2 separate regions of the Homo sapiens genome follow, and region 1 is linked to region 2. A link is a loop called in an ENCODE intact Hi-C map of the cell type or tissue named here. Cell type or tissue: B cell. All regions are shown on one strand. Links, peaks and the distances in the headings refer to the core of each region. The heading gives the core; the rest is flanking DNA.

Evidence for each region. Hi-C counts contacts between places; a loop is a spot of excess contacts. Peaks named below come from ENCODE experiments on the same cell type or tissue, not always from the same donor. Only the 100,000 strongest peaks of a DNase experiment are listed, where the experiment ranks them.
Region 1: a loop joins it to region 2, with 38 times the contacts of the local background. A loop is called at or near these places in 17 of 110 quality-filtered maps.

The regions. Positions count from the first base shown.
Region 1 is chr1:55,326,982-55,341,704 of GRCh38, forward strand. No RefSeq gene overlaps it. Among named protein-coding and RNA genes, the nearest start is that of MIR4422, 110 kb to the left of the region's middle. RefSeq lists enhancers at 7,517-8,018, 8,019-8,518, 11,179-11,268. In B cell, for the core only: a CTCF peak has its summit at 11,334 (motif pointing left); a DNase peak (open chromatin) is centred at 11,310.
Region 2 is chr1:55,130,621-55,145,282 of GRCh38, forward strand. It overlaps USP24 (ubiquitin specific peptidase 24), which reads right to left. Exons shown (of 68, transcript NM_015306.3): 21 at 13,507-13,583; 22 at 12,359-12,499; 23 at 12,122-12,175; 24 at 10,996-11,111; 25 at 8,324-8,390; 26 at 7,988-8,098; 27 at 7,186-7,284; 28 at 6,895-7,068; 29 at 3,708-3,793; 30 at 3,450-3,543; 31 at 1,925-2,080. Among named protein-coding and RNA genes, the nearest start is that of USP24, 77 kb to the right of the region's middle. In B cell, for the core only: a CTCF peak has its summit at 10,116 (motif pointing right); a DNase peak (open chromatin) is centred at 10,111; H3K27ac peaks cover 1,587 bases.

The DNA.
Region 1 (14,723 bases), core at 6,724-14,723, 200 kb after region 2:
ACTCTGTAGAAAGAGGCGAGAGGCGAGTGTTTGGGTTCCTTGGGGCTGCAGGAGCAGCGCGTCAAAGGAACTGCAGGTGTGGGGCTTAGAGCTCACAGACTGAGCTTTAAACACAGCTGAGCTGAGAGTGTGATAAAGCTGTCTTATGACAGTACCAGTCCATTAAGAACTTACCTGCCTGTCTCATTTTACCTCTCTTTCCTCTCTCCCCATCCCTGGGGAGCGAGGAGGCACAGTTAGTAAGAAGGGTGAGGAAGTGTGGAAGTATCAGGTGGAGAAGGAGGGAAGAAGGATCATACCTTTCCTCAACCTACTCCCCTGCAAAGAAAGCTTCTGGCTTGCAGCAGTCCCCTAGCTATGGGGAGGGGAAGTAGCTGACCCTTTGAATGAAAATTGGAGCTCTGATTATTCCATGGGACTTTTAATACTTGAATTGAGACTACATCTTTGATTTAAAAAGAAGGCAGGGCTTTTTTTTTTTTTTAAATCACATACGTGTGAACGGAAGATTCATGAGAACTGTCATAATTTTCATCTAGAGGCAGAGGAGGAACAATTTTTCCCGATGTATTTTAAAGGCTATTATGAGACAAAAATAAAAGCACCACATCCTATGAGTCCTATTTGTTCACCATGTCAGTTACATATAGGGCAATACTTACGTAATAATGTTAGCCAAAAAGGCAATGTGCAGATTTATATAATATGACCCAACTATGTGAAAACACTGAGAGAGAGAGACAGGGAGTGAGGGAGAGAGAAAGAGAGAGGTGGGGGAGGTGGGGAGAGAGAGAGAGGGAGAAAAAGGAGAGAGAAGATAAAGGAGGTATGATAGGAAATAGCAAAATGTTCAAAGCATTGTTGTCTGCCCTGGGATGGAAGGCCGAGGGGCAATCTTGTCCTGTGAGCTCCCCAGCCATTCATTATTCCATGGCCTGTTGGCTTCCATCTCTGTATCATAACACTTTTTAAAAAAAAATTTTCACTGGGCGCAGTGGCTCACGCCTGTAATCTCAGCACTTTGGGAGGCGGAGGCGGATGGATCACGAGGTCAGGAGTTCAAGACCAGCCTGGCCAACATGGTGAAACCCTGTCTCTATGAAAAATACAAAAATTACCTGGGCATGGTGACAGGCACCTGTAATCCCAGCTACTCAGGAAGCTGAGGCAGGAGAATCGCTTGAACTCGGGAGGCTGAGGCTGCAGTGAGCCAAGATTGCGCCACTTCACTCCAGCCTGGGCGACAGAGCGAGACTCTGTCTCAAAAAAAAAAAAAAAAAGTTTGAGATTGTTGGTTTATTGGTTTATGTGTCTCTGATTAGACAGTAAACTACTTCAAAGGAAACATGGCTTCATTCAGCTTTCTCTCTACAGGGCCCAGAACAGAGCTTAGAACAGTTAGTGTAGAATAAAGGTTAAACACTTATTTAAAAAGACGGAACATTATTAAAGCAAAACCAAACCAAAACAAACAAAAACAATAGGCAAAGCTGAGGTCAAAAGCTTTAGCTGAGTCCCCCAAATGTTGGAATCATTCTCCCATCTCTACTCCCAGACGATTTGCTTACCTTCCCAAAATGCCACTAGCCCTGCATTAATGATCTGTGTGCTCATATTAGTTATCTGTAAACAACTTGAGGATTGGACCCATATAATAACAATAATAGTATTTATTTGACACCTATTACCTGCTGGGCAGGGTGCCAAGGCAATGCTGCCCACACTCTAATACATACCTGGGGACTTGTTAAAAAGCAGATTCTGATTCAGTAGGTCTGGGGTGGGCCTGAGTTCCTGCATTTCTAAAAGGTGTTGCCTATGCTGCTGGTCCCAGGACATGCTTGGAGCAGCAAAGTGCAAAGGACCTTAACCCATTTAATTCTTCAATCAATCCTTCAATAGGCAGGTACTATTTTACTCATTGCATTTTGCGATAAGAAAACCGAGGGTCCAAGCAGGCGAGTGAGGGTCATGCACTTATTAGCGGCATTGGCATTTGGACACAGTGCTGTCTAACTTCAAAGTGTGGAGTCTTTCCACAGTGCCACAGGCTCAGCTTGCACAGGGGCCTCTTACGGGAGCCATCTTTGCACTATCGGACCCTGGAAGGAAAAAGAAAAGGGAGAAAAAATTGTGTTTCTAAAAATAAACCTTGGGCTCTGGAGGAAGGCAAGGGACTGTGAGGGATTACTGTCCACTGGAGAAAGCACGAGCATCCTTTTCCGGAGTGTGCTCATAGGCTCCTCTCACAGCCCCAGGCCTGCCAGGAAAGGGCTCTCAGTTCCAGCTGGGGGAGGGCCAGGACCTATCCCAGTCTGCTCAGTGGGATAGCACCGGAATGGAAGCATTAGCTTTAATGGGAAAGGCCTGTTTGCAGGCGAAGTAAAGTCAGTAACTCACACTTCAAACACCTGCAGGTTCATTAGCATCCTGACAACCCTCAGGTGAGGAAGGAGCTGTTATCTCCATTTACAGACGGGAAAACTGAGGGTCAGGCTGGCTCTCAAGCCTGGGTCTTCTGATTCTTTCAAATCCTATGTGACACAACACTGAGCTCTTTGGGGTTCATAAAAGGAGGACCAGGAATGATGGAAAAGATCCAAACATCCGTCTTTGAAGGCGGGAAATCTGGGAGGAATGACCCTCGGTTCAAATCCTGCCACTTAGGAGCTATACAGCAGTGAGCAGGTCAGTGGGCCTCTCTGAGCCTCTGTGTCCTTCTCTGTAAAGTGAGTATAATGATTGTGTGTGTGTACATATCTACGGCTCATTATTCATAGATTTCCTATTTGCAAATTTACCTACTTACTAAAATTTATTTGTAACCCCCAAATAATGCTTGTGGTGTTTCTGCAGCCATCTGTGGACATGTACATTGTGGTGATAAATTTGAGTTACTTGATGCATGTTTCCATCTGAGGCTGAACAACGCAATTTCCTGCCGCTTCATGATCTGTTTAGTGCTATGTTGTTTGCATTTTTGTGCTTTTTTCTTGGCCATGTTGCTGTTTATGATGGCCTCAAGAGTAATACTAAAGTACTGTCTAGTGTTTCTAACAGCAAGAAGTCTATAATATGCCTTCTGGACAGAATGTGTGTTACATAAGCTTTGTTTGTGTATAAGCTGCAGTGCTATTGGATGTGAGTTCAATGTTAAATACATCAACAGTATTTGTTTAATAAGGTGTGTTTAAACAGAAATACATAAAACAAAGTTATGTATTGATTAGTTGATGACAATGCAACAACCGGAGGTTGCAGGAACCTAACTCTGTACTTCCCCTAGGAAAGATGGTTCAGCATTCACAAATTCTGTGTTCACAGTAACTTTACAGAAGATAACTACTGCAAATAACAAACACGAGTTGACTGTATATATTTCAGGAACACATTGAATGTCAGTTCCTTTCTTCTGCAGTTTTACTCATTGATCTTCCTTGGAAGGGCCATGCTGGTGAGCCCTAGAGACTGTAGCCATGGTCAGAGGCAGTGTGGCAGGGTAGGTAGGATAGTTGAGTGCATGAGTGTGAACTCTTCTTATAAGACCTTAAGCAATCTACGTCACCTCTCTCTTTCCCATGTCTGCAAAAGAGTGTCTTTGTTGTCCATGTCTGTAGAAGGTGATGATATGGTATCTGCTTTATGGTTTGTTATGAGGATTAAGTAAGCTAAGATGTATAAAGTGTTTAGAACAGAGCTTGGAAAGCAGGGCTGGGACTAGGGTAAGCTGCCTAGGGTGCAAAAATCTATGGAGACACTCACCCTGTGCTTGCTTGCCTCCTTAAATTTTGTGCTCTGGGCTGGGCGCAGTAGTTCACGCCTGTAATCCCAGCACTTTGGGAGGCTGAGGTGGGGGGATCACCTGAGGTCAGGAGTTCAAGTCTGGCCAACATGGTGAAACCCCGTCTTTACTAAAAATACAAAATTAGCTGGGTGTGGTGGTGCACACCTGTACCCCCAGCTACCTGGGAGGCTGAGGCAGGAGAATCGATTGAACCCAGGAGATGGAGGTTGCAAGGAGCCAAGATCACATCACTGCACTCCCTCCAGCCTGGGCAACAAGAGAGAAACTCCGTCTAAAAAAAAAAAACCAAAAACCAAAACCCAAAAACCAAAAAACTTTTGTGTTCTGGGTGTCTTTCTCATTTTGCCCTTGTCCTGGCCCTGCTGGCAAATGAGTATTAGCTACTGCTATTATTAACAGGAAGTCCCCCCTGCCCTTCTGGAAAGGGTCCTGGGGCCACTGTCAGCTGGCCTGGTTTTCTTTGAGGCCCGACCATCACTACGGGTGCAGCATGCTGTCTCTTTGGGCCTCTGTTTCTTCATCTGTCAAATGGATCATCTGTCAAATGGAGATGACCTCATTCTTGATGTCCTTGACCACATTGCCCACCTCTGAGGGTGGCTGTGAGGATCAGATGAGATAATGGGTGGGCAAGCTTTTGTAAACTGTAAAATGCAGGACAAACAGGAGGTGTTATTACTCATCTGTAATAGCCCCTTCTAGCTCGGTCATCCATCAAACAATCTCAGCTTGAGTTGAACCTGCTCATGGCTTCAGCCCGCACCGCCTCTCAGGGAAATGAGTTCCATATGGCTAACCTCCGTGGTAGGAAGGAGAACATTATTTTTTATTTATACTAAAAACTACATTTGAAAAAGCTTCACGCCTGGCCTTTTCCAAATCTGATATCCTGGGCTTCGGCTTTTACCTCGTAGGCTTGCTTTGGTCTTTGAAGGTACTGCCATAATTTTACAAGAAGACAGAGATGAGACATTTGTTGAGGACCTACTATGGGCTAGGCAATATGTTAAGTGCTTTAGGTGAACCCTCGGTAGTCCTTACAATAACTCTGCCAAACAGGTCCTTTTATTCTCATTTCACAAGTGTGGAAATGGAGGCTAACGAGATTGAGTAGCTTACCTGGAGTCACAGTCAGTCAATGGTGGGGCCAGGATTTGAATTTGGTTCTGTCTGAGTTTAGAAGTGAGGATAGGGAGGTGCTGGAGGCTGGTGTTTCTAACACCGGCAGGCTTGGGGGGTCACACAGATTGTATATAACCTTCCTTACCTGCTGGGTGACCTTGGGCAAGTTACTTTAAACTCTCTTAACCCTCAGTTTTGTTTTTCACCTGTAAAAACAGTGATTATAATAATGTTTACCTTGTAAGGTTGTTAGGAAATTTAAATGAGTTAAAATATGTCTAGCATTTATCACAGTCCCTGGCTCAGAATAAGTACTCATCAATGCTAGTTACTGTTTTAGGATGAGGAAACTGGCTAAATAAGTGGCCCCTTGGTATGGAAGGATAGCTATGTTTTGCGGTGGGGTGCAGAAATGATGCACTTACAAATGCTCCCAGCCCCCTTCCTGTGCCTGAGGGGGTGAGTGCCATTTTTCAGGCTCAGCTTCTTCTCCACCCACTCCTTCTCCTTTGGAGCCTCTTGTAGTCAGCCCTGCTCAAGTCCAAGAGCTCACAGCCATTCGCACTTCCTCCATCACCTGAGAGCATTATTCGGTACTTAGAAAACATCATTTGTTGTCTTCATGATTTTGTCTGTAGCTCACTTTGGCCTTTGCAATGAGAAGGAGAGGCTTTGAAGGCTGGTTGGGTGTGTGGGAGAGCAGAGACAGGGGCTTTGGGCAGCCAGGTCCTGAGCGGAGCACCTTTTTACCCCGGGGAGATGCCAGGAGAGAAGCTAGGGTCAAAGCCCGAGTTCAGTGCCTCTTCCCTGTGAAGAAAGGAGTGATCCCTCTGTGTGTGTGTGTGTGTGTGTGTGTGTGTGTGTGTGTGTGAGAGAGAGAGAGAGTGAGAAGGAATGTGAGCAGGAGGATTGGGAGGGCTTGTGTAAGAGTTTGTACGTGTTAGAAATGTGTAGAGCGATGATAAACTCAGAGCGTTTCTAAGACAGGAAGCGATTGGAAGTGCTGGGTAGCGAGTGTGAGGATGTGTGTTAGGGAGTCCGTGTGTTTTCCCCATGTGAGAGTGAACAGTGGAGGTGCAGCAGATGTGTGGCCGTCAGTGTGTGTTGGGGTCTGCGAAGGATTTATTTAGTCTCCCCTTCTGTGGATCTGAGTGGGAAGGTCACTGTACCAGTGGCTGGGATGTGGAACAGAGCGGGCTGGGGAGTGGGAAGGTCTCCTTATTCCTGCACAGGAAGTCCCTTCACAAAGAGATTGGGTAGCAACGGATGCCAGGAGATGGCTGCGGCCTGGCCTAGTGGCCCCTTCCAGAGAACAAGGAAGGGAAAACAGATAGTGTTTGCACAAGAGATACTGAGAACCAAGTGCTTACGGGATTATGGGATCAAATTCTTATGAGATTACCAGATTGGGCAGGCTCTGAGGGATGATCTGGAGAGGACCTACTTCCTCAATGTAAGGTGGGATCCTGAGGTCCAAAGACAAAAGTCATTAGCCTCTGGTCGCAGACTTGACCTTGAACTTCACAGGGGCTTCAGGGGCTTGGCCCAGTGAAAAGGAGGAAGCCTTGGCTGGGACGATGGAGTGGCAGTGTGGGTGGACAGGATGGAGGTCTCCAGGGGCAGTGGTTCAGTGCATAGATGTGATGCCATCCAGAGTCGTCTGGTGGGATGGCGGTGGGTGATAATCAGCTGGAAGGGGCACAGCTGCAATTATGTGACTGGTGGCAGGGTTGTGGGGGTCAATGTCCAGCCCTCTGCAGTATCTGGGAGGAGTCAGAGAGAAACTCGTGGCAAGGAACAAAGGGAAGACAGGAAATGGGGGTGGTGAACGGGGCAAACAAGGCAGAGCAAGGCCCATCTCAGGCTTTGCTGGAGGAACCCAGGGCAGCTGCATGCCCTCCCAGGCTGTTTGAGTAGGGTGGCCAAGGCCTGGGTGGGCACAGTGATGGCTTATCCCTTCCATCTGCCCTTGGAGGCAGGCTAGCCTCATCCCGAGACACTCAGCTGACCCACAGCAGTCCTAGCTGCACCCGAGGTAATCTTTTGGGAACCCATTCTCTCCTGTTTGATCCCAGTGTGCTCATTCTGAATCCTTTCCTCTGGGTCTGAGCTCCCTAGTTCCTGCTCCAGTTGTGACACATCTCTGCCTCTCCTGGATTTGGTGCATAAGACATGCGGGTGTCTCCCACTCTGGTCATTGTCATTGTTTTGGGCGGGCATTTCTGTGAAGGTCCCTCAGATAGGGCCTCAATGGGGCCACCCTGGCTTTCCTTAGGAGATGGAAGCTGATGGAAGCTGTGCCCACCAGAGACCCCACCACCAATGTGGAGGATGTATGGGTGGTGGAGGCTGCCCCTCAAGCAGGCCACTTGTGGGAGGAGCCCTAGGGCTGGGTCTGAGGAGGCACAGCCCAGCCTGATGCAGGAGTCGTGGGAGGAAGATGAGGTCAGTGCCAGGAAGTAGAGTTGTGTTGGAGGCTGGGAGGGAGGTAGCTGGAGGGTCAAATTTGTGGGGTGGAGTGGCCCAGAGTGGCAAGCAGGCCAACGTCAGCACGAAGGAGGTGCAGAGAGCTGAAGAGGTCTGAGAGAATAGAGCAAGGGATCTGGGGATCCAGTCTCCAGATGCTAGTCCTCCCAGTGGCTCCTGGGCAGGGAGAAATGAAGGACATGGGTCTCATTTGCTGATCATGTGTGAACTCATCTCCAGCAAAGAGGAAATGTTAGTTGAGGTTCTCTGAGAAGCACATGCCAAGAAAGGTTACTTGTTCGAGAGATGTATTCGGGGAATGCTTATGAAGGTTAAAGGAGAGACAGCAGGAGTTGGCAGGGTGAGCTGGCAGCCTTGATGCAGATCTGTTACCTGGGAAAGCAGATCTGTTACCTGGTAAGCAAGGAGGGTTGGGCAGGAAGGTCTCAGACTGCAGCACACCCCAGGGTAGTCTTGGCCAGGCTGCTGTCATAGTTCCCAAGCCAAGAAGCCCACGGCTGGAGGCCCACATCTGGTAGGAGTGGGTGGGCACCAGCACCCCACCGTGCCTGTCATTGGCTGGGTGCTTGTCCAGGGAAGCTGTGCCTCAGTGCACATGGGGTGGAGGGTGTAGAGGGGCAGCAGCCGTGGCGGTCACATCGGCATCCTTGGCTGGGCCTCGTGAAGGGCAGCTGGTGGTGTATTTCCATGGCCTTTAAATGGCCTAAAGAGGCTGGGGGAGGTGGCTCCAAACTACTTCTGGGGGCACATGACTCTTCATATTGCCTCTTCCAAACACTCACTGGCAGTTAGTTCCTTAATCCAATTCATCTGGCACTTACTGAGAGTCTACAAGGTGTACTTTCTGTACAAACTTTAAGACAAGCAGCCTCTGCCCTCGAGGGGCCTGCTCCCTAGTGACGGTGATCACATGTGCTAATGCCATCGGAGTCATCAGAGGTGCAAGGTGAGCCTTCCAAGGGGTTGGAGGAGAGGGAGAAATGTCCACTTAGAAAAGTAGGTTGAAAGAGAGTTCAGGAAAATGGTGTATATGAGTGGGTCCCCCTGAGTGATTGGAATTTGTCAGTGGAGGGAGGGAAAGGGAATTTGACTCCAGAGGAGGTTGGTATATAGCAGAGATGAAGAGTTGGAAAGAGCCATGTTTGAGCAATAATGGGGGCTCCTTTTGGCTTGAGGGGAAGCACAAGGGCAAGCAGTAATGGATAGATTTGGAAGAAGGGGTTGGAGCAGGCAAGGGATTTTATGCTATAACCTACAGGGAGTTTGAGTATGGATGGGCCATGATCTCTGTGGGGGCTTGAAACATGCTTATATGATAGACCTAAAACGTTTCATGAATCTCCCAACCCTAAGTTGTCCAAAACACTGCAGCTAGGTAGCCCCAGGTATCTTTCATTCTATAATGACAGAGTCATTCCTTTGGCTAAATAATACCCTCTTCAGCCATCCCCTGTTTAATGCAACTTCTCTTTGATGAGATGACCGAGCAAGCCTGCTCAGCAATCAGTCACACTTTAGTATAAATGGGTTTATCAGCCGTTTTCTGTTCAGGCTATTTGCTGTTAGAAGGGCCCTTAGGAATTACATAGTACCATCCCTCTCCTTGTTCACAGACGAGGCTACTAAGAGCCAGAGAGCAGAAGTGATTCTCCAAGATTATGCAGCCAGCTGGTGCAGAGCATACCCTCAAACCAAGATTCCATAATTGAGAACACAGAGTCTGTGAGCAGGAGGTGGGGAAAGTTTATAGCAGGCATCAGAGGCAGAAGAAGGGGCAGGAGGGAGGGTGGGGTGAAGCAGGAATCTGTGGGAAGAGGGTGGGGAGGTCAAGAACAGAAGAAAAGTCCTGTAGTTGATTTTTTTTTTTTTTTTTTTTGAGACAGAGTCTTGCTCTGTTGCCTGAGCTGGAGTGCAATGGCGCAATCTCAGCTCACTGCAACTTCTGCCTCCAGGGTTCAACCAATTCTTCTGCCTCAGCCTCCTGAGTAGCTGGGATTACAGGCGTGCGCCACCATGCCCGGCTAATTTGTGTATTTTTAGTAGAGATGGGGTTTCACCATGTTGGCCAGGCTGGTCTCAAAATCCTGACCTCAGGTGATCTGCCCACCTCGGCCTCCCAAAGTGCTGGGATTACAGGTGTGAGCCACCATGCCTGGCATGGCAGCAATTCTTGTTCTTGAGGTTTTCCATATTGTTCGATTTTATTCCGTGTTTGTCTCTGCAGCTGAGTCCTGTAGTTGAAAAAGCACTGGTGCCTGGGATTGAGACCTGGGTTCTCTGGTTCTGTCACTAATTCTCCTTGCAACTAGCAAGTCACCTCCCTTCTCTGGGCTTGTTTACACAGCTATAATTGGAGATAATAAAAATGTTCACCTAGACTCATGGTGAAGATAAAGGGAATTAAAGATGTGAAAGTTTGCTTTAACCAAAAAAAAAACTCTATAGATATATGGTGTTATGTGCATATTATTAATAGGGGTAGGCTAGGGTTATGATGATGAATAAATAAGTCACTCCATGTGACATGCTTAGCAAGGGATAAAGTGCTCAAAAATTAGTTATTATTTTTCTTTTTTATAATTTGACCAAGAGCCAATTTATCCAGAGACACTTTTGGAATGGGTTTAGGTGTAAATCATTTTCCTTAAGAAATCTGAACCCGAGCTGCTGTCCAGAGGCCAGAGTGCCGGGGCTGAGCTCTCACTCCTGCCCTAGCCCCTGCTCAGTTCAGGGGTCTCGTGGAGGGCGGCTGCAGCTTAATGTTTCATACTGTCTCTGCTACTCCACCTCTGTGAGATAGCCACTCTTACTATTTCTGTTCTACAAAACATCTCAGAGAGGGGACACACCTTGTCCAAGGTCACAGAGCCGGCCTTAGTTGTGGCCCAGAGCAACCTGGAGTGGAAGCTGCCAGATTTAATACCACCTCTGTGGAGTGTGAGCAATGGCCCGAGGTCATTGTGTGTAGGGGCCTAGCACTATGGTGGCAGAGGCAGGGGTGTGGCAAGCAGTCCTCTACTCTTGCTACCTTCAAAGGACTCATGTTTTTAAGGAGATGGATGTGTTAACATTTAACTGTGGCAATAAAGTCATCTTTAGAGTCATTTAAATTCCAATTCAATCCCATCTCCAAAATTTACTAGTTGTGTGACTTGAATAATTTAATAACAATAATAATCATAAAAAGCTTCCACTGTTTCATACTTGTCACTAACACCATTCTAAGTGCTATATATTACAGCAGCTCTAATTTTTTTCTGGTAATTTGGCAAGAGAGGTATTATTATTTTCATCTTGCAGAAGGAGCTGAAGCTTAGAGAGCTTACAGTGAATTTCTCTAAGCGTATCAGTCAGGGTCCAGTCAGAAGATAGAAAATGCACACTCATTTGAGTAGGGAAAGTTTAATATAAAGAGCTGCTAACTAGCAACAAGGAAGATTAACTACTGAGGGGTAAGGGTTACTTGAAATAATGCAGGAATAGAGGATTTAGGGAGCAGTACTACCTCTAGGGCTAAGGCAGGGTACCCAAGGAAGGAACACATCTGGAAGATAACACCCTCTCCTCAAGGCTGGGATTCAGACCTCATTGGATGGGTGTGGCTATAGCCCACTGGAGGATGGAGAGGTTTGCTGAAGTGCCACAGTGGGAAACCAGCCTCTGGGGTGCTGACAAAACTCTCCAGGGATTTGTCTTCTGGGAGTGTGACAAGACTTCCTGGGGAGCCACTCATGGAAGTGCTGCTGAAATTTGCTGGGAAGCTACCCTCTGGGATGCCGGTGAAACGTGCTAAGCTATGAGCATAACTGGATGTCCTTTACAAGCTGGTTGCTATTGACAAGGAGCAAGAAGGCAAGCGTGTGGAACCAGGAAGAAAAGTCCCCTTGTAGTTTGCCTGTAGTGCCCTCTACTGACAAAGCTTAATATAATACCAGCCGGTGAAGGAGAAATGTTCATAGGGTCCAGCTCCAGCCTCACAAAACTGGGCAATGAAGAATGAATGTGGCACTGAGAGGCGATACACTGATAACTGGCACAGTAAATATTAGAACCTATGAAAACCCAGGCTTATCTGACACAAAAGCCCAAATTCTTTCTACTATAACACTGCCTGATATGGTTTGGCTGTGACCTCACCCAAATCTCATCTTGAATCTCAATCTCCATAATCCCCACGTGTCAAGGGCGGGACCAGATGGAGGTAATTGGATCATGGGGTGGTTCCCCCATGCTGCTCTTGTGATGGTGAATGAGTCTCATGAGATCTAATGGTTTTATAAGCATCTGGCATTTCCCCTGCCACCCTGTGAAGATGGTGTTGCTTCTTATTTGCCTTCTACCATGATTGTGAGTTTCCTGAGGTCTCCCCAGCAATGTGGAACCGTGAGTCAATTAAACCTCTTTCCTTTATAAATTACTCAGTCTTGGGTATTTCTTCACAACAGTGTGAGAACAGACTAGCACACTGCCTTTTTTTTTTCAGTGTCTATGATTTTATTGGAACATGGCCATGTTTGTTTACATATAGTCCTTGTCTGCTTTCACACTTCTACTGAAGAGATGTGTACTTGTGCCTGAGACCTTATGTCAGAGTGCTTACATTCTGCTCAGCACCCTACAAATCTCAGTGATGGAGTTATAATGCCACAATGTTTTGAGGGCTGTGTGTATCTCTTTACTTCAACATTTTATTTAGTTTAACTGCCAGTTCATATCCAGAACACTGACTTTTTTGACCTTTAGTCTTCCCATCTCTAAACTGGCAACAATAATACTTAACTCATAGGAGGCTGTATGCATCAAATGAGATGACATAAGTGTAGGTTTGGGATATGAGAGAAGTTCATTGAGAGTGGCTTACTGGCCTGCCTTTTTAATAGAACTCTGTAAGAGATTTGAGGCATAATCAAGCCCATTTTTCTAATTTCATAGGAGACAAAACTGAGGTACAGATAGACATGATTTAGCTCAGGTCTCAACACCTACCAATGGTTTTGAGGACAATAATTAGAATCTGGGCCACCTGACATTTATTTCATTTCTTTTCTTAGTCAAACTCTGCAGCTTCAAATTTGAAATCTTAGTTAGCATTGAAGTAGGGAGAGGGTATAGCTCCATGTGAAATTATTTAACAGTGGCTGGCCTTACACTGAGGCCAATACCAAGACTTAAAAAAAATTTACAAGGAGAAAAGGCTATTTTGGCCAGTCCGAAATTTTTTCTTAAAGATCAAGTTAGAGTTTTTATTTTATTACCAAATTCACAACATGTGACAAGTCAAGTTCATTAACAATAATAACATTTTGACATAGAGAGGAATATAAATAAATATTCCATTACCATAAGAGCGTCCTCTTGGACTTCTCATTTCCATCCCCAATTTCCTCCTGTAATTGCGTGGAGACCTGGTAACAATATTCCAGCCTGAGTCATCTGGGAAGGCTACAGTCTCTTTCTCAATTTTTCAAGAGTTTCCACTTGTGGGTTTCTCTTCCAATCTACATATTCTCTTTGGGGGATTGCAAACGTAAGTCTGGTTTTAGCTGTGTCCTCCAAATAATAATTGCCAAACCACTGTCTTTGGGTCAGACCTCTCTGACCACCTTCAGACTTCCCTTTCTAATGCCATCCGGGCATGTCCACATACATTTCTCCAGGCACCTTAACCTAGTAGTCCCTCCCATAATGAGCTCAGCATTTGCTTCCAGATCTGCTGCTCCTGCCTTTTGTCACTTCTTCCTGCACTTTGAGTTTTGATTCTAGATTCTTATCATGGACCACAGGCCCTGCCTAAGTTGGTCTCTGCTACTCTCTCTCATTCATATTGTGCCACTCTTCCTTTTATTCATTTTCTTACTTTTTCATTTACATCTTCAAAAGCCTTTCCTGCCCCAAGGTCTTCAAACAAGATGATTTTTTATTTGTTTGTTTTTGTCTGATATACTTGTCCTCTGACTTTTTGTCTGGTAAATTTCTTCTCATTCATTAGGCCTTCGTTTAAATTTAATGTCTTCAGAGAGACTTTCTCTAACTGCTCCTGCCCGGTTGTAAATTAGAACTTTCTTATTATTCTCCTTCATGCCACTTGTCCTAATTTGTAAGTGTGTGTTTATCTAAGTGTCTATTTGATCAATGATCTTCACCACCACACTTCAGAAGACAGGGTTCCTGGCCAGTTTTGCTCACCAATAAATCCCTAATACCTGCGCAGTATGCTTGACATATAGAGGACCCTCAGTAAATATTCATTAAATAAATGAAGAAGTAATTTGTTGTCATATGCGACTCTGCTTTTCTCTTCATTTTTCAAATAAAAATGACTGGCAACTTCTTTTAACATTACCTCCTAAATATTTCTCAAGCTACTCCTTTTCTCTCCATCTTCATTGCCAATTCTAGGGTTTAGGCCTCCTTATTTTCTCACTGGTGCTATCAGAGCACATTTCTAATTGGTCAGTGCATTGCAATTCTTGCTCCTCTCCACAGCTACCAAAATATCTTTTTAGAATAAAAATCTACTTATATCACTTTGCTGTTTAAAAAACTCTCAGTTGCTACTCATTACCTCTTGAAATGTGGCCAAGATCTTCTGTAAGGCCTTTCTGGCCTTCAAAAATTGGTCTTGCTTTACCTTTCTCCACCTTCATTTCCCTTTACTCTTTGCTAGAATGTAAGCTCCACGAGTACAAGAGTATTGTCTGTTTTCTTCACTGCTGTATCCACATTGCTTATGTGTCAGTGAGCTATTGCTGTATCACAAACTATCCCCAAATACTTAGTGGCTTAAAACAACAATCATTGATGATTTCTGATGAACCTCTAAATAAGCATGATCTGTTAATCTGGGCCAGACTCGACTGAGTTTGGCTGGGCTAGCTCATGTCTCTACCATGTATCACATCAGTTGGAAGGTTGGCTAGGTGCTGGCTGGCTTAGGATAACTGTGATGGGAAGACTCAACTTGCTGCATGTGGCTTCTCATCCCCCAATAAGTTATCCCAGACTGCCTGGTGTGTGTATGTGAGGGTCAGGAGGGTAGCAAGGTGTCCAAGAGAGGAAGTGGAAATGTGTACGTGTTTTCTCAAGCTTCTACTTGTGTCAAGTTTGCTACTGTCTCACTGGACAGGGTAAGTGACATGGCCAAGCCCAGAGCCAGAATGGAAGAGACTGCAAAGTTACCAAGCCATGGGTAGATATAGGAAATCTATTCTTTGGGGCCACTAATGCAATCAGTCAGCTACAGCCTAGAACAATGCCTGGCACAGCGTGGTGTGAAATACATACTTTTTGAATGAATATGTGATACTTT
Region 2 (14,662 bases), core at 5,127-13,126:
ACCTGGGATAATGAGCATTACATGGGAGAAAAGGAACCTGTGCTCTTCTAAGCCTTTCAAATATATATAGCTCTTCGTCTACATGGACACTCTGACCCCAGCTGCCTCATGCTTAATGGACAACAATTTAGTGAACTGACAGGTTTCCTCAAAGACAAGGAAATATTCACTTTGAAGTTTCCTAGCAGGTAAATAAAAGTTAATGAACAAATTGCAAAGAAATTAACCTTTTAGCTGACAGCAAAATAAAAGCTTTTGGGAGTGTTAGGTTTCCAACTATTTTGTGTACCTAAAGCAAAACAAAAAATATCAAAGGAATTCACACCTACTCAGAAGTCTTAAAATGATACCAGAGGTATTTTACCACTGCAGTGCTATGGCTCTAAGATAATGGAATTTAGATAGTTGATGACAAGCTAGACCCATTGTTGGACCATTCTGTTTTTCTATTAAATATAGGTGTTTAAAATTACACTTGAACTTTTTGGAGATAATCATTCAAAAACAAATGACAGATCTGGCAGGAATCACAAGATGCAAATTCTTTAGGCTTAAATGGGCTAAAAATTCCTAGGCAATTTTCTGTTTTGGAAATACTGCATATATTTTATTTTTTGACATCTGTTTATTAAACAGGGTGAACATTAAGTTAGTATTTTCATTTTGAATAAGCCTCCTCAGTATGCACGAAAATGTAAAATATAATCTAAATAGAAAGCACTTTGGTACTCCATGCTGTTGTTATAACTTAATACTACACTGAATGCTACTACATTTCATAAAGTTAATTCTTAAACACAAGGATGACTCAACCTCAAACGTGGTTTCCATGCTGAATACTGCATATGTTTTTAAATGTCCATATAAATAAGGACATACTTAATTTTTAAAATATTTGCTAAATATTTTTTCTTTTTAGACCAACATGTCTTTTCACAGGAATGATTAAGGCAAATATGAAATGTCATCACACCTTGAAGCAGTAAGATATTGCTTGTATGAAAAGTTATCACATCATACAAGCAACAAGTGGAGTGGGAAAATGAAGGACTATAATTATATGCTCCCAATCAGATTGTCACATGAAATGAAACTTGGAAAAAATGCAGGTACCCTCTTAAAATTTTTGACTTTTGTGTACTTAAGATACATGATATAATAATTAAGACTGCTTAGGCACTGATATGGATTCTATTCTTTAGTGCCTGGATATAACTTCCTAAGACAAAGCAAAATCATTCAGGGCTTTATTTTCTTCAGACCAAGAGTGGTATGAGGGTCTGACCTATTACTCTCCAAGAGCAGAACTGATTTCAGTTGGTCACTTTCCCATAGTGCTTTGTTTACACTCTGCCATCCAGACTCAGTATATCCAGCTTCCATATGTCTTACTCATAAGATCTTGGAGTGAGTAACTTGTTTTTTCAACTCTGTTCCCTTAACCACCACCATGACTTGTAGACAGTAAACAATTAAATGTATTAAAGCTTCTTTTGGGGAGGCTAATTACAACGAACTGAGTGTTTGTATTCCCCTAAAATTCCTATTTTGGAAGTGAGGTCACAGTGAGACGGTGCCATCTATGAACCAGGAGGCCAGCCCACACCAGACACCGAATCTGCTGGTGCCTTGATCTTGGACTCCCTAGCCACTCCAACTATGAGAAATAAATGCTTGCAGTTTAAGCCATCCAGTCTATGGTGATTTGTTATAGCAGCCCAAATGGGCTAAGGTAGTAATAAAAATATCTTTTGCATATTCAAAGGCAAAAACGTTTCAATTTATAATCTATTTCTTAAAACTAATTTTCAACCAATCATCACATAACAGAAACCTATTTACTTATTTCTGACATCTGAAAGCATGAATCGATAAATCCAAATAGACCTGTCAAAATGAAATGGAAAGAAATTAGGTTTCTTACTTCTAAGTTGTAGAGCACTCTGAAGGTAGACATTCCCGGGGCAAAAGATCGAAACAGACTTTCTAAAATTGAACTGGCACTTGGCTGGTGCTGTTGCTTTGATGACAGGGATGGAGATTTTGAGGACTGAGAACTTGATTCAGACAGCAATGTTTTCTAAGTTTAAGAGAATGAGAAAGACATAAACTACTTAAAAGGACAAATTAAAGAGAAACAGATCTTAGTACACGTCCTAATATTCTTTCCCTCTTTAATATAAGCCACACCAATGCTATTTTCTAAAAATTAACTTCATAAAACCACATCACTCCGTAACTATTAAAACATCAAACTTCATCATACAAATTCTAAATGTTCAATAAGATTCAAATACTACGTGAATGCTTTTGAGCATGTATTCTAAGCAACACCTGAGAAGGTCATTTTAATTAGTTTCTGTGTTTAAAATTTGTATCTCTAAATACTGATAATAAAATTATAAGATTGCTAAAGTGGTAGGCTTGAAAAATCTGTTAAGCTAATACTAGTGATATATTTTATAATTACATTAGTTTTATCCTTTAAATTAGTGTATAAGCAATAAATGACATGACTGAGCTGATCTAAATTTCTACCACTAAATTATAAAATAGAAAATATAGTTCTAACAACTTTTTCTACATCAATTTATTCTGAGAACATAATTAAACAATATTATAGATACGACACAATTTCAATATATGGATAAATCCCTTAAGGAACAACATTCTAACAATTAACAAAAATGAACTTTAAATATCAACTGTGAAAAAATTAAATGATAATCCATTTATATTAGCAACTCAGACATACGCAATGATCAGATTCAAAGAGGCATCATGGGTAATGAAAAACGTCTCAACTGAATCACAACTAGAGTCTGATCTGGGACAAGTAACTTCATCCCTCTGAGCTTTGGCTTCCTAATATATAACATGAGGAGGTGGAAAGGTAGATGGTACTAAAGGCTCTTCCAGTTCTGACACCTGATGTCATTATTGACTTTATATAAATACTTTAAAAGTCAACATTAAGTTCTGATTTCCATTTATAGCAAAGGTATTTCTCTCTCTCTCTTTTTTTTTTTTTTTTTGAGACAGGGTCTTGCTTTGTTGCCCAGGCCAGAGTGCAGTGTGTAATCTTGGCTCACTGCAGCCTCGACCTCTTGGGTTCAAGCTATCCTCCTACCTCAGCCTCCTGAGTAGCTGGGACTACAGGTACATGCCATCACACCAGCTAATTTTTTTATTTGTAGAGATGGGGTCACCCTACATTGCCCAGGCTGGTCTTGAACTCTGGGGCTCAAGCCATCCTCCCACCTTGGCCTCCCAAAGTGTTGGAATTACAGGCGTGAGCCACTGCACTGGGCTGGTGAAGGTATTTTTCAAAAGAAGAAAAAACATTATGGGAAAGATGGTATCATATGACCTTGATGTGATTTCAGGTTGTATTTTCACTCACTGAATTGTGATATAAAATTGCCATGCTAGTTAAAAAATACTCATACCTTTCTTCCTAAAGAATCAAGTTGATCAAGGGCTTCCTGAATGGCTGGATCAGTGGGTATCAAGAGCAGAAGCTTCCGTACTCGTAGAGTTATCCTGAAGTTTTTCAAATACAAATTTTTTCATATAAGCCATAGTTTAATTCAACAAAGTCCATTAGTATGGAATATAAAATAAAATGCATTTCAAGTGAAAAGTTACTTGGCTCCCTAATGTTAGTAACTTTCTCTCTGCCAAGCCTCACAAATATTTATATTTACCTTGGCTCTTCCAGATTGGCGAGCTGATAAAGCATGTCAAATACGTTACATACGAGAGCCATCACTACACCAGGGAGGGATTTCTCCTGATGGAAAAAAGCAAAATAGAAATTCAAATTTACAAAAGAATGTTCTCCTTTCCTAATCAAACTTACAAACAATAAAAATACTAGTTCTGAAAGGCTGGCTGGTCACTGTAAAGCTTGAGGGAAGCACAGTGCTCGTCTGTACTGAAGAACACCACATGGTAACATATTAGACGAGGGATCACTACCTCCTAGCGTGTATTACTTGCTCTCCCTTCTCCTGGCCACCTGCTAGTGAAGGGACTAAGGTGCCAAAAGGCAGGCACAGTAGAAGAGAGGTAAAGCAGAGAGCATGTGTAATTAATATAATGGAGAGTAGGCACCACTGAGCTAATGACTGCTCCCCAGTAGAGAACAGGGGGAGTGATGTGAAAACAAAAGTAGTGTGTTTATGTATCGACATTCACACACAACAATAAATACATGTAATTTAAGTTGAGACAAAGAAGTTACCATGTTTTTTTCCCAAAGATCAGAAAAGACAAAATGGTTATAACTGCATAAAAGAGATTCAGATATGACTAAAGCACTATTTTCTGGTTATAAGGAATAAGAAATCGGACATCATTACACAACGTATTTACAAGTGGGAAGATTTTTAATAAATTCAGGATAAATGTGAGACAGTTAAAAATTATTAAACTTGAAGATACTATGTACACTGTTTTTGTTATTTAGCTGCTATAATATCATTCTGAGTGGGGTTTCTTTTTAAAATTCTTGTTATATATGAAATATAATTTTTAAAAAAATTGAGATGGGGGTCTCGCTATGTTGGCCAGGTTGGTCTTGAACTCCTGGCCTCCAACAATCCTCCTGCCTCAGCCTCCCAAACTACTAGGATTACAGGCATGAGCCACCACACCCAGTCTTCAAATACAGTTAACTCTGACAACCCCACAATACCAACACAGGCTGAGTATCCCTAATTCAAAAATCTGAAATGTGAAATTCTCCAAAATCGGAAACTTTCTGAGTGCTAACATGACACCACAAGTGGAAAATTCCATGCCTGACCTCATGTAACCGATCTCAGTCAAAATCTTGTTTCATGCACAAAATTATTTAAGATGTTGTATAAAATTACCTTCAGGCTGTGTATATAAGGTGTATATGAAACATAAATGAATTTAGTGTTTGGATTTGGGTCCCATCCTCAAGATATCTCATTATGTATATGCAAATATTCTAAAATCCTAAAGACTACTCAACTTGCACTAAACTTGAAGAGTTCTTTGATCTCTCTAGTAAGGTTTATGCTCTGTAAATTAAAAAGATGCAGTCACACAAAGTCTTACATTTGGAATTAAAGAAATATATATAATAACCATAGGGGGAAATATATATAATAACCATAGGGGAAAAAAAACCCTATATGTCTTTTAAATACCTTTACTTTACATTAGCTTGCTTTCTAGACTATAAAAGCCTAAAAAGCAGAACAGTCTTACGCAGCTTTGTACACCTGGAGTCCTAACACAGAGAAGGTACAAAATAAACTAATTCATGAAGTCATTGAAATATTGATTGAGTACCTATCATGTTCTAGGCACTGTTTTAGGTGTCGAGGACGCAGCAGTGAACAAAACAGAAGAAAATCTGCTCTCATGGAGCTTACATTTTATTGGGAGAGAGAGATAAACAAGATAAATAAAATATATAGTATGCTAAAGAAAAAATAAAGTAGGGAAGGGAAATAAAAAGAAATACAGGGGTAGGAAAGAGGCTGAAAATCTAGACAAGACAGTCAGAGAAGGCTCACTGAGAATATGAGTAAAAGCTGAAGAAAGTGAGAGTGAGCCACCTGCATCAGGAAAGAACAGTTTAGGCACAGGGAAGAGCAAATTCACAGACCATGCTATTTGAGGACCAACATGGAGGCCAGTGAGGCTGGAGTGGTGAGAGAAGCTCACAGGAGACAACCTTGGAGAGGCTCCGGGGGACACATTAGGAAGGCCCTGAAGGTCCCAGTAAAGACTGGCTCTTATTCTGAGTGAGACAGGAGCCACTCGGGCCGAGTGGTACAATCTGACTTATGTTTAGTAAGATCCTGGGCCACTGGGTGCCCTGTAGAGAAGAGACTGAACTGGTCTAAGAGCAGAAACTGTGAGAGCAGTTAGGGCACTACTAAAATATGCCAGGTGAGGCATGGTGATTGCCTAGACTGGTGTGCAAGCTGTGGATGCAGAAAAAAGTAGCTGGATTGTCGATGGATTCTGAAGGTGGAGTCAAGAATTTGGTCATGGACACGGGTGTGAAAGAAGGAACCCAAAGATTCTGGCCTGAGCCAACTAGAAGACTGGAGATGCCATCATTTGAGATACAACAAGGCTGTGGGAAGAAGAGATTTGGGGTGGGAGTGAGGTAGTGGGGAAAAGGGTATAAGGAGCTCAATTCGGGATAAATTAGGATTGGGGTGCCTAGTAGACACTTAAGAGATGTTAAGTGGATGGATCCATTTATTTCAGGTTAAAACTAAAAAGTGGAAGTTAGCAATGTACATACAATATGCAGAGACTGGAGACTGGATGAGATTTTTAAGGGAATGACTGTAGACAGAGGAGAGGTCCAAAGATTGGGCCAGGGAACTTCTCAGTACAGAGATCAGGGAGATGAAGAGAAATTGGCAAAGGAGACCAAAAAACAAAAAACCAACCAAATAAAAAACCAAACAGGCGGAGAGACAGTGGAAATTCACACCAAGTCCCGAAAGCCAAGTGAAGAGTGTTCCAAGGGGGAAGCGATCACACGTATCAGCTTCAATGAAATGTCAAGAAGATGAGGACTAAGAGGTGGAGGTGACAGACCAACTTGAAAAGAGGCTAATTCTTATCAACAGAGATCAAGAGAGGATGGCAAAAGAAAAGCTGGAAACGAGTTCAGACAACTGTTTCAAGGAGCTTTGCTGATTTTGGAAGGAGAATGGGGCAGTAACTGAAGGTGTAAGTGGGATGAAGAGATTTTTTTAAGATGGAAGAAATAACACAACAAGCTTGAACACTAATGAATCCCAGCATTTGTTATACAGTTTGGAAGAGTCAGAACAAAAAGACAGTGACTGTTAAGTTCTTGTTTTTAAATGGAAATTGATCACCCAGTACCTGCTCCATGGCATATGAAGAACTAAAAACCCCACTGCTGCTGCTGCTGGAGCTGGTTGAAGAATCTGCTGAACTCCCAGATGGGGTCCCACTGCCAGAAGTCTTCACTGTAAGGATTTGTTCATCAGAAAAGCCCAGTTGGTGGAGTAGCTTTTGATCTTTATTCACTGTCAGCTGCAAAAAGTGGTTTCTTAATTATTGAGAGGAAAAGGAAGAGGAAATTATTCATATCAGGCTAAATATTTATATTATATCATTTATTATTCATCAAAACTGCTTATTTAAACCTACCAGGCTATCATTTGTAAATATCTGTATATTATCCACAGGAGAGCACAACTGCTTGGCTATTTTCCACCGGACACTCCCTATGGTTTCATTACTGTGAGCCTGTAAAATAAAATTAAACACGTTGTGAGAGAATTCATTTATTTATTCATTTAAACAACTGTGAGTGAACATCTACTAGGTACTGGGCACTGTTCTAGAAGCTGGGAACACAGCAGAGAACATAAAGACAAGAACCCCTGCCCTCGTGAGGCTTCCCTTCTGCTATAATTATGTTCCATTCTACACTCCACCTCCTCCCCATCAAGCGTGGAATGAGACCTCAAGCCCTTCTTCCACTGCAGCGTTGTCCACTCTTTCCCTTTCTCACTGTGCTCCCCTCACACCAGCCACCTTGCTTGCCTTTGTACCTGTTCTTCCATTTGCCTGGAATGTTCTCCCAAGCAAACGTCATTTACCCTGTCACTTTACTCAAGTTTGTGCTCAAATGTCACCACCTCAGAGAGACCTTCCCTGTCCATCTTTACCTAAAATATTTTGTGCATTCCCATCTTATCACCCTCCTCACCAATGTATCCTGCTTTACTCTTATTTGTTCTTTACAATACTTAACCACCGCTTGACATTATATAATATTTATTTATATATCTGCTTGTACCCCACAGTTTCATTTCAGGTCTTTATTCTACATTTGTTTACCAAACTACCTTTAGAATGATTATTCATGCAGCTAACTCAATCAAGACTGCTTTATGAAAATAATAAGACAACATGAAAATGGCTGTAGTTCTTAATGTAAACCTACCTCGACAGTGAAGGTATCTTTGGTAGACTCATAGGTAACATTAAGGGTTAAAAGATGTCCATGAAATGAGGCACCATGAGGTAGAATAGTTCGTGGAACAGAGTAAAAATCCTTAAAAAACGAATAAGTCAAGTCAGATGGACAGCACCACTGATAAACACATCAAAAATACATATCTATGTATATATGATGAATGAAGATGCTTTTTTAAGAAAAGAGAGGCTAACTGGGTGTGGTGGTGTGTGCTAAACTCCCAGCTGCTAGAAAGGCTGAGGTGGGAAGATCGCTTGAGTCCAGCCTAAGCAACATACATCTTAAAAAAAGGAAGTGGCTTACCTCTATAGTGATCACATAGCGCTCTGCCAGAAGCAGCAATCTCTCAATTATTACAAGTTTAGTAGATCTATAGATTAAAAAAAAAAAGTATTAAAATGTATTTGAAGTGTGATGATCTGAGCTCAGTTCTAGTCTGTTTCACCAAAACCACAATAACAGTTAGCACTCACTGGTCAAAGACTGAAATTTGCAAAGATTAAACTTCCCTTTTACCCAATGGGGAGGTGGTTCTACAAGCTCACAGCTGTAGCATACAGATGGAATAAGGGAGAAGCCTATACCTCCCCATGTTTCCTTTCCTTTTCTTTCTTCTTTTCATTTCTTTAAACAGTTATTCCATAAATGGAGGACCTGGGTTTCTAGGCCTATCTGTCCATTAATTTATCAAGAATGAAATGAGTGAGTCTGACTTTATCTTATAACTAAAATATGATATACAATTCTGTGAACACATGAAATCTGACAAAGTTCTGAACTGCCTGAGAATTAGAAGACAAATGCAAATCAGTAAGTACGACACAAACAAAAGTTGCTATCTAAAAATGAGATCTGAGGTCTCTTTTGGTTGAAGACTTATGGAATCTTACTTATCATTTGAAATAATCAGACTGCAATATTCATCAGCTTATATAGTCATAGCCCCATACTTTACTAAAAAGAACATTACATGTATTAACATTAAGAAATGAAAATCCAAGTCCCCTTAATTTAAACATTTTCTATTCCAGAGAGTCTAGATATTTCAAAGAGGTATATTTCTAAAACTGAAAAGAGGTACTACCATTTTTTAACAATTGGTCTGGTATGCTGATTAGCAGTACCAAAAATTTCACTCTAAAAACAGCTGGTTAAACACATTTTAGCAGTTCTATTAAATATACTTAACAGAGTTCTAAATTATTCCAGTCTATGGGCAAGAACTAGAACTTGAAATTCAGACGAAAAATTTTTAGAAAATATCTAAGTCCATAATAAGTGAGTGAACTATTTTTTAATTATGCCTCAATAATGAATTAAATCACAGACAGTATTATGAAATACTGTACAGATGACAGAAACCCCCCCCACCCCAAGTTGGAACAATTATGGATACTGAAAAGTTCTTTCCAAACTAGTGAAATGAGATAAACTACAATGTTCTGGTTCAAATTCGACTTTGAAGCTATATATTCTTATTAACCCTATTTAGAGTTTATAATATTTTAAAATTATTATGTGGTTTTCTCTGTAGTCCACCAAATATGAAATGATTCCGAATAAAAAGCACTTAGTAAAGAGAAAAAAACAAAAAGCATACTCATTTAAAGAAGTAGGAGTTTGGACATCCTAACCCAATAGCACATAAATATACTTACATTCGAATTTATCAGATAAATGAACCATTAAGGAACTGAGTCATAGAGATGGCTACATATTACAAACACATAATTGGGAATTCTTAATACACATTTTAAATGAAAGTCTATTTGAGAAATACTTCCAAGAATGTGGGAATGTGAAAGTCATGTTAGTGTTCTTATCATGAGTTGAATCTATCATTACTTCTGCCATTTAAAAAAGAAGTCTGAGAAAGCTGAGTTTATTGGCTTCCTTCATATTAACAAAGTACAGTGACACAATACTCAACTCATTTTAAAAAAGAAGAATGGAAGAAAGGACTCATTGCTTTGATTCCCCTTTTTAAAGGAAGGCTTTAACAAGCAAAGGAATATCCCGTTGTGAATAAGAATAGCCATTCTAGAGTAGAGAAAGACTCTATGAGTACCCATCACTAGAGGGCAGCAGCAGAGTGAGGTAGGGAGAGCAAGTCCTTCTCAGAGCACTCGCCAGTTTTCTGGGAAATAATGACGTGGTGTTGCTTACCAGCAGAGGCTCATAAAAAACCCACAAAAGTATTTTAGTTACTTCCATCTAATGTTCCAAATTATGCATGGTTTCTCCTATATCTCCTATTCATGAAATCTGAGTTTAGTGAAATCTGTTATCAGAGAACTACAGCAGACACTAAACTCAAGATTTCATCAATATCTGAAAACTCAAAAAACAGCAATGTGATTGAGACAATGTCAGTTTAAAGTTTTCACACAAACATTTGGGGATAAAGTTCTCACTAAAAATTATTTTGAAAAATACTTTTATTATTTGAATAATATTTTAGTGACTATGATTATAGTCACTAATCATATGCAAGCATAATGCATACTTTTAATTAATCATCTTCTACTTCATTCTGCTTACCCTATTAATGCCCTGAGTTTGACTATTCAAGGAGAAAAGCTATATCTAAGTAAATATTTTTAACTTGAAAAAAAGTAGTTTTCATACAATGTATGTGTATTGCATTCTAAACAGTAAGTTATTCATACTACATAGAATAAAAGTAAAATGAATCAAATAAAAACTAAAACAAGAAGACCTGTCCACCAGGTAGAAGGATAGGGACAGGGAAGTACTCGGGTGGTCCTGGTGATGACCTACACACAGAACTTCCAAAGAGGCACAGATTCAGGGATGTATGATGGGGAACATGTAATTCTCAGGATTATGACAGCTTGCAAAAATTATGATATAAAATGAGGAAATCAATAACTGAGAAACCTACATAAAAAACACCAATCATTTTAAAAAACTGACATATGTGTGTTGTGTATTTTTCACTTCTGATCACTTACCTATAAGGAGACTGAACTGAGGTTGCTACAGTTGGCATGGCAGTTGCTGTAAGCATTTTTGTTGCTCTGGTCACAGCATGTGTTAGAGTGGGGCCACCAAGTGCTGAACTGGCTGCCTAAAAAATACCAAACAGTCATTCTCTATCAGGGTTTCTCAACCTGGACTCTAGTGACATTCTGGACAGGATAATTTGCTGTTGCAGAGGGCTGTCCTGGGCATTCACTGTAGGATGTTTAACAGGATCCCTGGCCTCTACCTACTTAGGGACCAGTAGGATGCTTCTAGTTGGACAACCAAAAATGCCTCCAGATATTACCAAATGACCCCCAGAGGCAAAATAAGCCCCAGCTGAGAACTAGTGCCCTATATATGTTAACACTTACATGGGACCTCATAAGGGGTATTCGAATACTTGAATTTTTTTTATAATGACATATTTGGATAGAAGTCACAATTAGGGAAATACCGTACATATTCTAGCACATATTTATCACCAGAAAGCTTAACTTATTGGAATTGGGAGGCAGTAGCATTTTATGCTTTTGGAACATTTTTGCTTAGATGTAAAACTTAAGCATATCAACTGAATATGAATGTTTAAGGCTTTAACCGTCATGCTGGAAATAAAAGAGATACATGTGAGCTAGCATTACACAGCAGGCTTCTAATGGACAAAGACAACCAATACCACCTACTACTAACTGTCTTGCTGTGGCCTTTAATAACATTTATGGTATAACTAGGTGAAACATGAAGAAAAACAAAAAAAGAAGCAGTGCTTATATAAAATACCTGAACAGGAAAAGAAAAAAAAGAAAAAGATTCTATTACAAATATGGAATGTATAGGTGACCTATTTTCTGAAGATAGTTCCTATACTCCAAAAGGGGAGGAAGGTGGATGGAGTGGGGAAGACAGGTGGTGAGAGGGAGAAAGATTTCCTATAGAGTACACTTATATACTGGGCAAACATCTGTTCCCTATGCCACAATATGGTACTGTTGATAAATTCTTCAATAGGATCCAGCCACAAACATCAACATTATAAATTATCTAAAAATATAAAATTATGAAAGAAAAAAAGCATTTACCTCAAAGAGATGTTAAATAAAATTTGCTACTCACTTCTAATCTTGTGTAGCAATCAGCAATGAATTTCTTATGTAAAGATACTGAATCCTGAAAGAGTATATGGAAATTACAATTAGTCCTTGACATTTAGTTGTAATCATTATTCAGGACAAAATATCAAAATAAAGAAGCCAATTTTTGGTCATGCCAAGGATCACAGCTTATCACTAAAATATACATATAATTTTCTGCTTTTTTGTATATGGATAACTTCTTTCCTTAGATACCTACCTTCTTTAATCTAGGATTTAGATTAATGTAACTATAGTTTATGATTAGCTGAATAGCTTCATTAGCAATTTCTTCATCAGGTGATTCCATGGCTATTTTCCAAATGAAATCCATTCCTATCAATTCCAGCTTTTCTACATACTGTTCAAAAGAAAAAAAATTAAATTATAAAGCATATCAAGATCACAAAGTTACAAAATCACAGATAATTATTTTGTTACATCATGAGTCCACACCTCTTCAGTTCAATATGAATTAAGGCTGCAAAACCTCAGCTATATGAAAATAATATTATACTGATATGGAACTTTAAAAAGCAACCAACCACAGAAGCACTGGGCAAATTCCACGGGAACCAGGATAGGTACAGAGATATCTCTTCAGACATCCCTAGACCCAAACTGGACACACAGCCCAACAGGCTACTGAAGCAGAAATAGAGCAGGAGTGAGATGGGCACCATCTTCAGGAGCTTTTCTTCAAAAGGAAACAGTCAAGCCAGAAGTGGTCACTAATTCTTGGGGCTCAATCTGGTCTTTCTAAAGCTCAGTAGTAAACAGTAGGACCCAGGGCTTGTAAAATCTTGTAAAAATTCTAACCACCCAGGAAGCCATGTCCTGAATAAAAAGGACTTGGAAAAAGAGTTAATAAGCCTTTTTTTTTTTTAAAGGAGCATGTGTAAATATAAACATAAGCTGTACATCCTAGTTTTCCTGCCTCACTGTCTATTCCTCAATTTTTCTCCCCAAATCCCTGCCACTGTGATCCCAGGACGAAGACTGTTCTTGCTTTTTTAGGTACATGTGAATTGCTGGATCTGAGGAGTTCGAAGCTTAGGTGAACTATCCCTGCTCTGCATTCATGTGGCCACAGGAGGCCACTGGCTGTCCCTAGATCAGCCAGAAACAGAGAGATGTGAGAGAGAGCAGTGTCCTCGCAGGTAGCTGGTGAGGCATGGTAGTGCAGGTAGGAGCCTCCCTTACACTAGGAGAAGCTCTGTCATCAACATAGAAGCTGGCAGTCAAGGAGATGCTGTTCTTTACCAAAAAAATCCATGTTATCTCTCAATTATAACACTTTTTTTTTTGCTGAATATCAAGTTATACTAGATTATCCAAACTATCTAGATTTGAGAATAACGTACTTACCAACTGAGCTCCTTGTCTTTTCAATCGATGATCACAAAGATTCACATTTTCAAAAAAAGTTTTAAATAAGTTAAAACCTGTAATTATAGAATGCCAAATAAATTCATGTACTCTACGTAACACAGATAATCAATGAAAAGACTCAAAGTGGATCAAGAACTAAAACCATAAGACTCTTGGCATTGGCTTCTTAGATATGGTACCAAAGCAGAAGCAACAAAAGAAAATATTAGTAAATCAGATATAATCAAAATTAAGTGCTTCAAATGACATTAACAAGAAAGTGAAAAGACAACTCACATAATGGAAGAAAATACTTGCAAATCAACTATCTGATAAGGAGCTAGTACCCAGAATATATAAAGAACCCTTGCAACTCAAGAATTAAAAGACAAACCAATTTTAAAATGGGCAAAAGATTTTAAGATTTCTCTAAAGAATATAAACAAATGGCCAATAAGCACATATAAATAGATGCTTAATATAATTAGTCACCAGAGAAGTGCACATTAAAACCATTAGATTTGGCCGGGTGCGGTGGCTCAAGCCTGTAATCTCAGCACTGTGGGAGGCTGAAGCAGGAGGATCACCTGAGGTCTGGAGTTTGAGACCAGCCTGGCCAACATGGTGAAACCCTGTCTCTACTAAAAATAAAAAATTAGCCAGGCATGGTGGCATGCGCCTATAATCCCAGCTACTCGGGAAGCTGAGGCAGGAGAATCACATGAACCTGGGAAGTGGAGGTTGCAGTGAGCCAGGATGGTGCCACTGCACTCCAGCCTGGGCGACAAGAGTAAGACTCCATCTCAAACAAACAAACCAAAAAAACACCCATTAAATTTTGATACCACTTTATACCCATTACGATGTCTAAAATAAAAAAAGGCAGATAATAACAAGTATTGTTGAGGATGTGAAGAAATTGGAACCCTCATATATTGCTGGTGGGATTACGAAATAGCGTGGCACTTTGCAAAACAGACAGTTCCTGAAAGGTTAATTATATGTCAGAACAATCTGACTTCTAGATATACATCCAAGAGAAATGCAAACTCGTACCCACTGAAAAACTTGTACATGAATGTTTACAGCAGTATTAACCGTAACACCCAAAAAGTGGCAACAATCAAAATGTCCATTAGTTCAAGAATGGATA